2 separate regions of the Homo sapiens genome follow, and region 2 is linked to region 1. A link is a contact called in ENCODE Hi-C or POLR2A ChIA-PET data. All regions are on one chromosome and are shown on one strand. Each heading gives the region's core, a stretch centred on a gene start or an enhancer-like site at or near the end of the contact. The rest is flanking DNA. Distances are from core to core; before and after follow the strand shown. Region 1 overlaps TMEM51-AS1 (TMEM51 antisense RNA 1). Region 2 overlaps TMEM51 (transmembrane protein 51).

Evidence for each region. A loop is a pair of places that touch in the nucleus more often than their neighbours do. ChIA-PET counts read pairs that join two places held with the same protein, here RNA polymerase II (POLR2A). Pooled maps may share reads with other maps.
Region 2: a map of astrocyte of the cerebellum shows a loop between it and region 1 (9-fold over the local background). The contact joins two enhancer-like sites. A Hi-C loop is called at or near these places in 4 of 168 maps with a recorded cell type or tissue (Caco-2, PC-3, astrocyte of the cerebellum and 1 more) and 2 of 50 pooled maps. POLR2A ChIA-PET finds 5 or more read pairs at or near these places in 4 of 52 experiments (HEK293, OCI-LY7, activated CD4-positive, alpha-beta memory T cell and 1 more).

Annotation. Positions count from the first base shown.
Region 1 is chr1:15,136,500-15,143,148 of GRCh38, forward strand. All of the region lies in intron 1 of TMEM51-AS1 (TMEM51 antisense RNA 1), which reads right to left. Among named protein-coding and RNA genes, the nearest start is that of TMEM51-AS1, 13 kb to the right of the region's middle. Within about 2 kb of position 3,397, at least 6 of the 41 ENCODE cell types and tissues checked have a DNase peak (open chromatin) inside an H3K27ac peak, as active enhancers do.
Region 2 is chr1:15,176,078-15,182,726 of GRCh38, forward strand. The region is part of intron 1 of TMEM51 (transmembrane protein 51); the gene reads left to right. Among named protein-coding and RNA genes, the nearest start is that of TMEM51-AS2, 7.8 kb to the left of the region's middle. Within about 2 kb of position 3,199, at least 16 of the 41 ENCODE cell types and tissues checked have a DNase peak (open chromatin) inside an H3K27ac peak, as active enhancers do.

The DNA.
Region 1 (6,649 bases), core at 2,147-4,646:
TCCAGCAAAAGACCAGATGACCTTTTTAAAAGCGGAAGTGCTGTTGGCAAGAGGGTTTGTTTATTTGTTTGTTTGTTTTTAAGACAGAGTCTCACTGTGTCACCCAGGCTGGAGTGCAACGGGGCAATCTCGGCTCACTGCAACCTCCGCCTCCCAGGTTCAAGTGATTCTCCTGCCTCAGCCTCCCAAGTAGCTGGGATTACAGGCGCCTGCCACTGCGCCCAGCTGATTTTTGTATTTTTGGTGGAGACGGGGTTTCTCCATGTTGGCCAGACTGGTCTTGAACTCCTGACCTCAGGTGACCCAGCCACCTTGGCCTCCCAAAGTGTTGGAATTACTGGCATGAGCCACCACACCCACCTGGCAAGAGGGGTTTTTACATCTTCTTCTGAATGTGGCTGCTGCGGCGTGGTGCCCTCTCTCTTCTTTCTGCCTCTCAGCTCCCATGCCTGGAGCCCAGAGCCTGGTCTAGAGTGGGTATGGGGTGGGGAGGTGAGGGACACACACTAGGTCCCTTTTGCCTTATCTTGGAGCATTTTCAAGTAGAATGACTACAAGGCTTGGAAACACTCCTGTGTGCATGCCTGGCAGAAATGAATGCTCCTGGGTGCCAAAGCCATGCGCACAAATGATCATAGCTGTTTTATTCATAATAGCCCCAAACTAGAAACAACCCTAAAGCTCATCAATGGGAGAATGAAAATATAAATTATGGTATATTCATACAATGGAGTATTACACAGCAACGAAGAAGAAGAATACAGCTATACACAACATCCTGGCTGGATCTCCCAGACTCAATGATGATGAAAGAAGCTAGACACAAAAGAATACATACTGCATGATTTCTGTTTATTTGAAGTTCAAAAATAGGCAAAATTAATTTATGGTGATGAAGGTTCAAGCTGAGGTTATTTTTAGGGGTTTTGACTGGAAGAGGATACAAGGGGAACCTTCTTTGGGTCAGGGAATGTTCTTGATTTTGATCCAGGCAGTGGCTATATGAGTATATACATATGTAAAAATTCATTGGCTGGGCATGGTGGCTCACGCCTGTAATCCCAGCACTTTGGGAGGCCAAGGTGGGTGGATCACCTGGGGTCAGGGGTTCCAGAGCAGCCTGGCCAACATGGTGAAACCCTGTCTCTACTAAAAATACAAAAATTAGGCAGGCTTGGTGGCACATGCCTGTAATTCCAGCTACTCAGAAGGCTGAGGCAGAAGAATCGCTTGAACCTGGAAGGCAGAGGTTGCAGTGAGCCGAGATTGCGCCATTACAGTCTAGCCTGGGCAACAAGAGCAAAACTCCATCTCAAAAAAAAAAAAAAATTGATCAAGCCAGCCTCCTGAGAATTTTGCACCTCACTGAACATAAATTATGCATCAAGAAAAAGAAGAAACAAAAAATAAGAAAAAGGCCTAGAACCAGAGGGTGGTTCCAGTGCACAGAGGTTCTCAGCCACCCGTCATCAGGGAATTTCCACGAGACTGGGTGGCGGCTCCCACCTCCCCTGGCAGCCCACAAGGTCATTAACTCAGCACGTCTGGCCGTGGCTTCCTCCTCCTGAGCGACTGGGGCCCCAGCAGCCAGGAGGACACAGGGCAGAGCTGCTTGGGCTCCCCACTCATCTTCTACCTCTCCCCATCTTCCCACCCCCTTCCTGAGAGCCAAGGCCTCTAAGTAGCCTCCTCCTTCATCCTTTGCCCATCTCCTCCCACAGTTCATAATCCAAGGAGGGATGGAGAGGAAATCTCAGCCTGGTGCTCTCCTCTTGGCCTTTACGCCTCTCTGGGTGAATCCCACAGAGCCTCCATGGTTGGTTCTCCAGCATCTGCAGAGACAGCGGAGAGTCTAGTTCAACTACCAGGACTGTGTCCTTGCCATTCAAACCACAGGTCTGCTGAGACCAACAACCCAATCCCTCACTCAAGAGCAGCAACCTCACCACTCCAACCTCTCCCTGACTCAGAACAGTCTCGCTTACGTTAGGAGCTTTTCTCCAATAACAACAATAAAAGCTTCCATCTATCTGTCTGTCTATCTATCTATCTACCTACCTACCTACCTACCTATTTATTTATTTGACATAGAGTCTTGTTCTGTCGCCGAGGCTGGAGTGCAGTGGCGTGATCTTGGCTCACTGCAACCTCTGTCTCCCGGGTTCAAATGATTCTCCTGCCTCAGCCTCCCAAGTGACTGGGATTACAGGTGCCCACCACCACGCCCAGCTAATTTTTGTATTTTTAGTAGAGACAAATAGCTGGGATTACAGGCACCCGCCACCACGCCCGGCTAATTTTTGTATTTTTGGTAGAGACAGGGTTCACCATGTTGGCCAGCTGGTCTCGAACTCCTGACTTCAACTGATTCACCCACCTCGGCCTCCCAAAGTGCTGGGATTACAGGCGTGAGCCACTCTGCCCAGCCGAAAGCTTCTTTTTAGAGAGCAACTTTTCATGAGCCAAGCATTGCTTTCTACATTTCACAGACGTCTACTTGGTCAGGACTATTACTAACCCATTTTACAGATGAGGAAGTTGAGGCTCCAAAAGGTTAACTAACTCACCCAAGGGCCCATGGTCAGCAACCAGCAGAGCTGGGATGTGAACCCAGGCAGCTGAGCCACAGGACCGTGCACTTCAGCACCAAGCTGGGCTACCTCATATATGCAGGACTCAAAATCTAAGTACCAGCACTATCGGTGGTGACCAGTATTAGCTAAAAGGTGATATAAGGTGAAATAAACAGTGACGCTTCTAACAGGACAATATCATAATCCCAATTAGTGCAAATTTTTAAACTTTGAATTACATTGAATTAAAAAAAAAAAAATTCTGGCTGGGCACTGTGGCTCATGCCTGTAATCCCAGCACTTTGGGAGGCCGAGGTGGGTGGATCACCTGAGCTCAGGAGTTCGAGACCAGCCTGGCCAATATGATGGAACCTTGTCTCTACTAAAAATATAAAAATTAGCTGGGTGTGGTGGTACATGCCTGTAATCCCAGCTACTTGGGAAGCTGAGGCAGGAGAATTGCTTGAATCCAGGAGGCAAAGGTTGCAGTGAGCCGAGGTTGTACCACTGCACTCCAACCTAGGTGACAGAAAGACTCCATCTCAAAAAAAAAAAAAAAAAAAAAAACAAAAAAAAAAAAAACCAAAACCAAAACCAAAACAAAACAAAACAAAAAACCATTCTCCTTTCTGGTCAAATAAAGGGTCAGTAGGTCAATAGCGCCATCCAAATCAGTCCCAGGTGCAAGTGTCCAACAATATCACCCATAAGAGAACCTGAAAACATCAGAGTGTGTCAGTCTGTGCCTGGGGCTGCACTGACTCAGCCACTGATCCCAGCCCCGCAGACTGCACAGGGCCTGGAATACCAGCCTCCAAGCAAAGCCCGCTGGCGCACAGAGGTCTGGCCAGACAGATGGCTTATCAGGTGTTCCTGCCTACCAGGGGTGACAAAGGAATGCCTTCCTGCCGAGTACAAAGCGACAGCCGCTGTCAGGGGGCCCACTAACAAGTTCATCTGTTGCTATCAGGGCCCTCTGATGTGGGACGGCCCAAGGGCCAGCTGGGCCAGGCTCTGCAGGTTGCTGAGCAGCAGAAAATCCAGGCTGGCCCTCAAGGCTCTGAATTCTAATTGGATTTTCCGAGAAATGGCTTTGTCCAGGTTGCAGGGAGGACTGCCGATTTACAAACTGACGGCCGCCAGCCTCTCCCCCGACCCTGTAACTAGATTTTCCAAGGCTGTGACTCAGCCTCTGGTCTTGTCCTTCCATTTTGAACCCTGCCCTTCTCCGGGGAGCTGATCTATCTGCTCCGGCTGGCTGGACTCTCCTGCTGGGGTTGAGGGAGGGCTGTCAAGGGTCAGGCTATTTCACAGTGTCAGTAACTGGAACCCTATCCACCCCAATCAGCTGGGGATGAGTGAGCCACCCTCAGAGGTAGACTTTAGGAAAAGCTCGACCAGCAGCCTTTCACTGTCACCTAGGTAAGGATTCCCACCGGTCCCTGCCCTGTGGAGATGCACAGGGACCTGGAGTGTGGGAAGCAAGAAGGGGGGCTGTGAAACAAAGCCACGCCTTTGTGGCAAGTGAGTGGTGAAGAGGATAGGCTCCAGGTTCAAGTACCAGCTCTGCCCCCTCACTAGCTGTCAACTTCGGGCCAACAGCGAATCTCCCTGAGCCCCATTTCCTCTTTGACGTGGAAATGGGACAGAATGGGTGTAAGTGCTTAGTGCAGTGTCTGGCGTGGGAAGAAAGACGATGAGGGTGATATATTTGAATTCATCAATGCGTTTTTCATTCCCAGTTTTCTCTATTGCCCCAACATCCTAAAATTCAGGCAGCTGTTAGCTTACTGCCTCCAGGAAGGGGTGAACAGCAGGAAAAGGGAAACAGAGAGTCCTGGTTTTTGATTTTCAACAGTCGAGAAGAGGAGGAGAAACAGAAAGGACTGGTGTAGGTAGACGATAGAACAGATGTGGCACTGCGGGGAAGGGGACACAGACGCCGGACCGGCAAGGCTTCAGCCTCTTGAGATCAAATAAAAGTTCCCATAGCAGGAGGATGAGGTCTGAAAGCAAGCAAGGCAAACCGAGAACGAGGTCCCTGGGCCGTGTCCCACGGTGACCCATTCCTGTGTGGAGCCCGGGGTGGGCATAGGAGGCAGCAAGACCCTAGATGGAAGGGCCATCCCTCGGCAGGTGGGTCTGAGATAGCACGGCAAAGTTTTTCTGTACCCCAGCAAGGAGCAGGAGGAGAAAAATGATCCCCAGCGACCCCAAAATGGGACAGAAGTGAGGAAGAGTGAGGGCTGCCACCTCGAGCTTCCATGTTGCCAGGTAGGTTTTGTAAAAGAGTGAATCCAGGCCGGGTGTGATGGCTCACGCCTGTAATCCCAGTACTTTGGGAGGCCGAGCCTGGCGGATCACAAGGTCAGGAGTTCGAGACAAGCCTGACCAACATGGTGAAACCCCATCTCTACTAATAATACAAAAATTAGCTGGGTGTGATGGCGCGTGCCTGTAGTCCCAGCTACTCAGGAGGCTTCAGCAGGAGAATCGCTGAACCTGGGAAACAGTGGTTGCAGTGAGCCGAGATCGTGCCACTGCACTCCAGCCTGGGCGACAGAGTGAGACTCCATCTCAAAACATAACAAAAAAAGAGTGAATCCAGCCAAATGAAGGGGTCAGAAATGGTGGGGACCGTGATGAACCCACAAGGAGGCAAGCCCAGGTTCAAGGGGCAGCTGCCACACAGTGAGGTCCAGCCGATTGCTGCCCCAGGGGACGTGTGCAAAGAGGACTAGCCCAGATATCTACACTCGTATGTGAAAATGCCCCATTTCAAATATTGGCAAGTAGTGATTTAAAATACTCTATGGGCCGAACAAAACACACGAGGACTGCATTTGAACTGCAGGACACCAGGTAGTGGCTTGTCTTCCTGCCAGGTTTCCGTCGAGCACAGCATGGTGTTGGGTTTGGGGTGAAGGACAGCTTGGCAGGGGCTTACACAGACCGAAGGCTGACAGCCAGCCTGGGAACAGGGACCAGGTGTCCCCCTGGGGGGGCCTTTGGCACTGCATAAGGCCCTCGGAACTTAGATGCCATTCCAGCCAAAGGAGGAGGGGAATATTTCCGCCACCTGGCAGAATGGAGGCTTGTAAGATAAATTAGACTGAGTCATGGAAAACTAGTTCTATTTCCTGCCAGCTTGATTTGTGGTCTGAGTCTCAAACGTCCTCTGGTAATTTGGGGAATTTAACTTTTTCAACACTGCACATGCTTTTGATAATTTTTTGCCCATCTCCCTATGTATGATTTATTATGTGGGTTAAAAGTCTTTATTTTAAAGTAATTACAGATGCAAAGGAAACTGAAAAAGTTATATAGGGAGATCTTCTGTGCCCTTCACCCAGCCTCCCCCAGTGGTAACATCTTGTATAGCTATAGTGCAATATCACAGCCAGGAAACTGACATTGGTATAATCCACAGAGCTTATTCTATAACATTGGTTTCATGCTTCACCTATATTCACGTGTGTGTGATGCTATGCGGTTTTATCATTTCTGCAGATCACATTCCTGTGTGTGTGTGAGATTCTATACAGTTTTATCATTTGTGTAGGTTTGTGTAACCAGCATCACAATCAAAACACAGAACTGGGCCAGGTGTGGTGGCTCACGCCTGTAATCCCAGCATTTTGGGAGACCAAGGTGGGAGGACCACTTGAGTTCAGGAATTCAAGACCAGCCTGGCCAACATGGCAAAACCCTGTCTCTACTAAAAATACAAAAATTAGCTGGGCATGGTGGCAGGCGCCTGTAATCCCAGCTACTCGGGAGGCTGAGGCATGAGAATCACTTGAATCCGGGAGGCAGAGGTTGCAGTGAGCCGAGATTGCACCACTGCACTCCAGCCTGGGGGATAGAGCAGGACTCTGTCCCCATCTGCCCAAAAAAACAACACAAAACTAAGGAGAGAATATGGAGAATATGGAGAAAAGGGAACCCTCATACACTGTTGGTAGGAATGTAAATTAGTATAGCCACAATGGAGAACAGTTTGCAGGTTCCTCAAAAAACTAAAATTAGAGCTACCACATGATCCAGCAATTCCACTCCTAGGTATATACACAAAA
Region 2 (6,649 bases), core at 1,949-4,448, 39 kb after region 1:
GTCTCTTTCAGGAAAAGAGAAGCTTTGTGAGAACAGGCCTTTGGCTTGTTCACTTCTGTGTTTGTAGTGCCCAACAACCCAGTGGTTGCTCAGTCAATGTTTATTGAAATGAATGAATGAAGTCAACAGAGATTTGTTGAGGCTTCCTGTGAACAGTCCTATGCCCAGTGTTAGAGGAGTCCCAGAAAAATATAAAAAGCCCCAGAGGCGGCAGTGAGAACACAGGTGTTCAGCCCTGCGTGTTAAACTTTAGTTAGAGAGAGAAAGCGGGAATGAAACCAGCACCCTCAAGACGACTCTAAATGGCCGGTAGCAATTGGCTGATACAAACAACCTGCATGAACAGAACTTGAGAGCCACTCCCCGCTGGCCATGGCAGGAGGCTTCTGGAAGAAAGGGGAATAGAACCGGATGTGGAAGGAGAGGCCTTCAGGATGGGGTAGGGGAGGAGAGAAAGGCAAGACACAGAGAGTGGAGGGCTGCAGAGGCTGGAAGATAGACCCAGGACCGTTTCCCTCCTTGGACATGTTCAGGACATTACTCTGGTCTTCCCCTGAGAGAGAACATGTTTTTCTCCACCCTGCATCATTGGTGCCTGGTACAGGGCCCTGCACAAAGTGCATGGTCAAGGAATTAAAGAATTCAGGTTGGATGAGGTAGTTCACAGCCTCCCTGGGGAGCTGGGGCTTTATCCTGTGGGCTGTGAGGGACACTGAAGTTCTGATAGACACAGTGGCTGGAGGGTTAGCATGGCTGGGCCTGAAAGCTAGGGAAGACTTAGAGGAGTCAGTTATCACCATCAGCCAGGCCTGAGAAGTGAGAAGGAGATGGATGAGGCAGGAAGAATCACTGAAAAGGACTCTGACAAAAAGAAGCAACGTATTTGGGAGCCAACTGAACATGGATATGGGCGGGAGTTGCAGATGTCTGAAAGGAGCCAGTGGGGGATATTAAGGAGAGAGTCTGGCCAGATGGGAGGCAGCAGGGAGTAGTGGGGATTGTGGCAAAGTGGGGTGCCAAGCCCCTTCCCTAGGACAGAGCCATGACTCAGCACCATGTGAGAATTTAGGCCAGAGACGCCAGATTTTCAAGTTTTACATGCAAGATCACCCATGTTCTCAATATTGGCAATTACTCCATATTACATAAAATAAATAACAAACACTTCACAGGCCAAAGAAGACACTTCCATGGGCCAGATATAGTCCTGGAGCTGCCAGTTTGAAACCAGAGAGTGTGTGTATGTTAGAGGGGTGGAGTCAGGGAAGGGAGAGAATGCCCAAGGTCACTGAGATTTCAAGCCCAGGCCACCAGGAAAGTGATATGTCCTTGCACTGGAATAGGGAAGTCGGGAGGAACCAGGGGCCGGGGAGGATGGGCAGGGAGTGGAAGATGCTGCAGCAATGGGGATGGTCATTTGACAAAAGAGGACACAGACTGAGAACAGCTCATCCCGAGCAAGCAGCTGGATCCCAAATGCAGTTGGTCACAGACTGAAGGGGGGGGCCTGTCCCTGTGGTTAATTGGTGATGGGCGTGCAGTGTCTCTCTGGGACCTTGTCTATGCTTCTCTTAAGCATTTGATTGTTTTAGATTTGGGGGATTTTTAAATTTGATTGATTGATTGATTGATTAAGATTGCATGATTTGCACCCTTGTATGAAGCAACTGTAAGAACACCGGTGTTAAACCTCAGAGAATGGGTTGCAGAATATTTCCCAGGTTATCAGTGGTCACCAACCCCATCCCCATCCCTAAAGAGGAAGCGAGATAAGCCCAGCGCTGTAGCATAACAACCGCGCATAGCATGCCTAACGTCACGCGAAGTCTTCTAACCCATACGCGCTGATGAATCCTGGCAACTCCGTTAGGGAGACACGACTTATCAAACCCTTTTCATGGCCCAGCTGAAATGACACACTGACGTTCACCCAGCCAGGAAGGAAGTAACACAGCTGGGAGTCGAACCTAGAACCAGAACCTTTGACCCTGGCTCAATAATGCCTGCCTTGCACAGGCATTTAGCACTTAGCTGAGTTGACCCATCAGGCCACATGAGGTCCTTGTGGCTGGAGACCTGTGTGGCCAGGCTGGAGTCTTGCTAGGTGAGCAGGGGTGGAAGAGGGATTCCCTGGGGCAGAGCCAGGAGACAGTCCTGGTGGAGGAGTAGAGCGGTCCCTTCGGTTGCCCATGGTGGCTCTTCCAAGCCTTAACTCCCTTCCTGGTCCTCCCACCCCACCTGTCTCTATATCCTTGAGCTCAGCCGATTCCTCAGAGTCCTCTTGGGTCCACACCCCAGGATGAGGACTCTGAGGCTTTAGTGAGCATCAGGATCACTTGGCTAATTAAAAGCAGATGCCGGGCCTTACCTCGCATTCTGATTCTGTAAGTCCTTCATCTGGCCCAAGAATCTGCATGTTTAGCAGACCGCAAGGTAGTGCTTCCGGGGTCTTCAGATAACGGCCGGGTCTCAAACTGCTGCTCCCTTTGCTTCCTGACCCCCATCTGCTGCTCACCTACCATCTCCTTTTATATACCTCATATACTCCAGTATCGTGAGTTAGTACTGGTGGTGTGCCCATTTTACAGATGAGGACATTGAGGCTCAGAAAGTTGAAGCAACTTGCCTAAAACCATCCAGACAGACCTGGATTTTTATCTCCACTGACTCTAACCACCTTGCTTTACTGCCTCTGCTAGATCTGCATTGGTCCCCTGGAGGTCCCTTAGCGGAGAGTTTAGGGGAAGGACTGAGAATGGTGCGATTTAGCAGTGTGTTCAATGGGCATGAAACCTGGTTGATGCCTTGGCAGCCGGAACTTTCCTTGTGTTATCTCCATGGGCTTTTAGCCCTCATATGAACGGCTGACATCATTAGTCAGAACAAACCACCCAGAATCGGTTCAACTTTCAAAGCTAAATGGAAATCAAAATGTGGAATGACTCAGGGACTGCTCGTTAGGAAAACTGATTCCTCTGTGACTCAGAGCAGATCTTGTAACCTCCAGGGGCTTGGCATCTGGACATGGGGCTTAAAAGAGAACAGACTGGGGAATCGCACCCCAACTGGGCAGCTGTGGCACCTGGACAGGTGATTAAAATTAGCACTTCTACCTGTGACCCAGCAATTGCACTTCTGGGTATTTATAGAGAGAAAGGCAAACAGCTGCCTTTTTCACACAGGCTGGTACACAGAGGTTCAGAGCAGCATTATGCCTGACATTATGCATTTCCTCTAGTGGAGGAAACATCCCAGCTGTCCCTCAGCAGGCCAACAGCTAAACAAACTGATACAGTCACACAGCTGATGGCTACTCAGCAAGTTAAAGGAAGGAAAGGAAACGGGATACAGGCCACACCATGGGTGAGCAAAGGAAGGCAAACAGAAGAGCACTTTCTGGGTGATTCCACTTCCCTAAACTTTTGGCCGGTGCAATAGCTCCTGCCTGTAATCCCATCACTTTGAGAGGCCGAGGTGGGAGGATCACTTGAGCCCAGGAGTGCAAGACCAGCCTGGGCAACATGGCAAAACCCTGTCTCTACAAAAAATATAAAAATTAGCGGGCGTGGTGGCGCATGCCTGTAACCTCAGCTACTTGGGAGGCTGAAACGGGAAGGATGGCTTGAGCCCAGGAGTTGAAGCTGCAGTGAGCCAAGATCATGCCATTGTACTCCAGCCTGGGTGACAGAGCACGACCTTGTCTCAAAAAGCAACACAAACAAATGCAAAACCTTCTAATATAAGCAAAACTAACCGCTGTTAAAATAAGGCAGAAAGGTAGACTGAAAGAAGGTATGCACATATGAGGGAACTTTCTGGGATCATGGAAATGTCTTCTCTCTGGGCAATGGTTACATGGATATATACAGTTCTCAAAAGTGCATCTAAGTGTACACTAAGATCTGTGCATTTTACTATATATAAACTGCATCTTAAGTAAATAAATAAGTAAAGGGCAGATGCCTCCGCCCCAGCCCTGGCAACTGAGTCAGCAGACCTAGGGTGTGGCCCACGAGCATCTCCATGCTCAGCAAGTGCTGAGTGTTGATGCCCAGCCTGCGGTGGGCACCACCAGACACTAATTGCTAAAGTCTCTTCTGGCTTTAGCAGGATGGCTGAGTCTTTGCAGTTGTTGAGCATTTACCATTAGTCTGTTTTTAAGCATAAACCTAATTGCGGTCAAAGTCTGGTCCCAGGGCTGTCTCCTGATCGTCAGCAAGACCAGCTCTAAGCTATGGACAAAGGCTCCTCAGTCACCAGGCAGATCCTGGCCATGTGCCGGGCATCACAGGGCCCGCTGTGCTGGGAACAGAGGCCAGCACTCACTTGCAGGGCTGCAGACACACATCAGGTATTGGGCGTCGGGCAGAACCAGACAGGCACTCTCTGATCAGTTTCTGCCTCCCTGGAAGCCCTCCAGATAATGATTTTGGCTGTGTGCTGAGGAGCTTTTGTGTTATAGACACTATGCTGATTGTTTTGGGGGCATGTTTAATTATATGAGCGGATGCATTGTGTAGTTCTTAGAGGCTGGAGCTAAGAGCCCCCACTTCTCCATGATTGCCTATGTTTCTCTGTATAAGTGACCTAACCTCTCTGAGGCTCAGCTCCTCTTCTGTAAAACGAAGACAGTGGCCGTACTTCTTCCCTCACAGAGCCTTTAGCACGGGGAGCATTTAGCAAATGCTGGCTATTATTATCTAATTTAATCCTTATAATAACCCTATAGGCAAGGTGCTATTCTTATCTGCAGAGCAAAAACCAAGGCTCAGAAAGGTCAAGTCCCTCGCCCAAGGTCATATAGCTAGAAAATGGAGGAGCTGGGATTGAAACTTGGGTCTGCTCAACTCCTGCCTCTGTTCACTGCACCATGCTGTCATCAGCTTTGTGGGATGGGGATCAATGCAGAAGACCCCCTGCAGACTGGACGGAGAATCCATCGCTGGCTGAGTGAGAGCCTGTCCTTCCGGAAGGCTGTGTGCACTGGTTCCAAGAGTGATTTCACATCCCTCTTCTACCAGCTGTGGGACCTTGGACAAGTTACTTAATGCCTCAAGCCTCAGTTTCTTCATCTTTAAAATGGGAGTGCTAATACCAGCCTTAACAAGCTACAGTGAGGATGGAATGAGTCAATAGATGTAAGGCATATAGAACGGCACCCTGAACACTGTAAACCTTTTGTACTTGTCTGCTGATATTTGCTGTCATCTGCGAGGTCACTCACCTGTCTAGGTTTGTAACTGAGCTGGGTGGGGCTCCAGGTTGCAGTAGGATGGGAAGTTGTCCTTCATGCCTTTGAGGAAGTGACAGGATAGCCTCCAGGTGGCATGTGGCAACAGGTGTAGCAAAAAGCCTTTTTGAACTACATCCAGGGACTCTTAAGCGCTCAAATTAAACCGTCTTTTGGATTCTCTCATTTTTAAAAACTCAAAGCCTCGTTCCCAGGCTTCGGTTCCTAACCATCTTTCTTTACTCCCTTGCAAGAGATTCGGGCTGATGGTTACCGTCATGTCTAAGTAAACGATGAGCTTCCCACCCCACAGCCCTGGCTCTCAGGTCATGGCAGCAGGTTCTCGACCAGACGGGGCTCAAGGTGAACAAACAACCTTTCTGTTTATTTATTTTGTATGCTTGCTTTAGTGTTTTGCCTGTGTTGTGGGAACCACAGCATGGGTTTCTCAAGCTGCTCTGTTTTCTTTGGGTTGAAAACAAAAATAAAAGGTGAACCATCAAACCGTGACGTCTGGCTGCCTGCATGAAACTCCACGAGGGCTGGTTTATAAATTTAAAATGTGTGACTGTCCGGGAGTGGTGTCTCACGCCTGTTAATCCCAGCACTTTGGGAGGCCAAAGTGGGTGGATTATCTGAGGCCAGGAGTTCAAGACCAGCCTGACCCATATGGCAAAACCTTGTCTCTACTAAAAATACAAAAATTAGCTGGGCGTGGTGGTGTGCACCTGTAATCCCAGCTACTCGGGAGGCTGAGGCAGGAGAATCGCTTGAACCCAGGAGGTGGAGGTTGCAGTTAGCCGAGATTGCGCCATTGCACTCCAACCTGGGCAACAAAAGCAAAACTCCATCTCAAATAAATAAATAAATAAATAAATAAATAAATAAATAAATAAATAACTGCACTAGGCTGAAAGCAGAATGGCAGTACATAATAAGAGCATCCCTTCTGGAGTCAAATCCCTGCTCTCTTCTTGGCTGCATGACCTTGAGAATGTGTCACTCTTCCTCTGTGAGCCTCAGTCTCCTCATCTGTAAAATGGACATAGCCATGGCGCCTGCCCAATCGGACTGTCGTAAGATCAAGCAGGCAAGCTTTTGGCACAGCGTCAGCAAGCCTCAGCTTATGTGATCATCAGTATACCAGGACCACTCCGAGTTGAGCTGTTCAAGCTCTGGGTCTCTCGCCAACTGGCAGTGTGACCTTGAGCAAATAATTCACCTCTCTGAGCTTCAGGTTCTTCATTTGCAAAATTGAGGCCCCATGTTCTATCTAAATGGATTGTCCTGCATATTAAATTCTGGAAATAAGTACCTTAGGCAGTTGGGAGCAAGAAAGAGGACAGGCAAGAAGGGCCATAGAAGGAAAGTACTGGATCCCCAAAGCTAAAAGATTATTTACCTGGTGGCTGTGAGGAG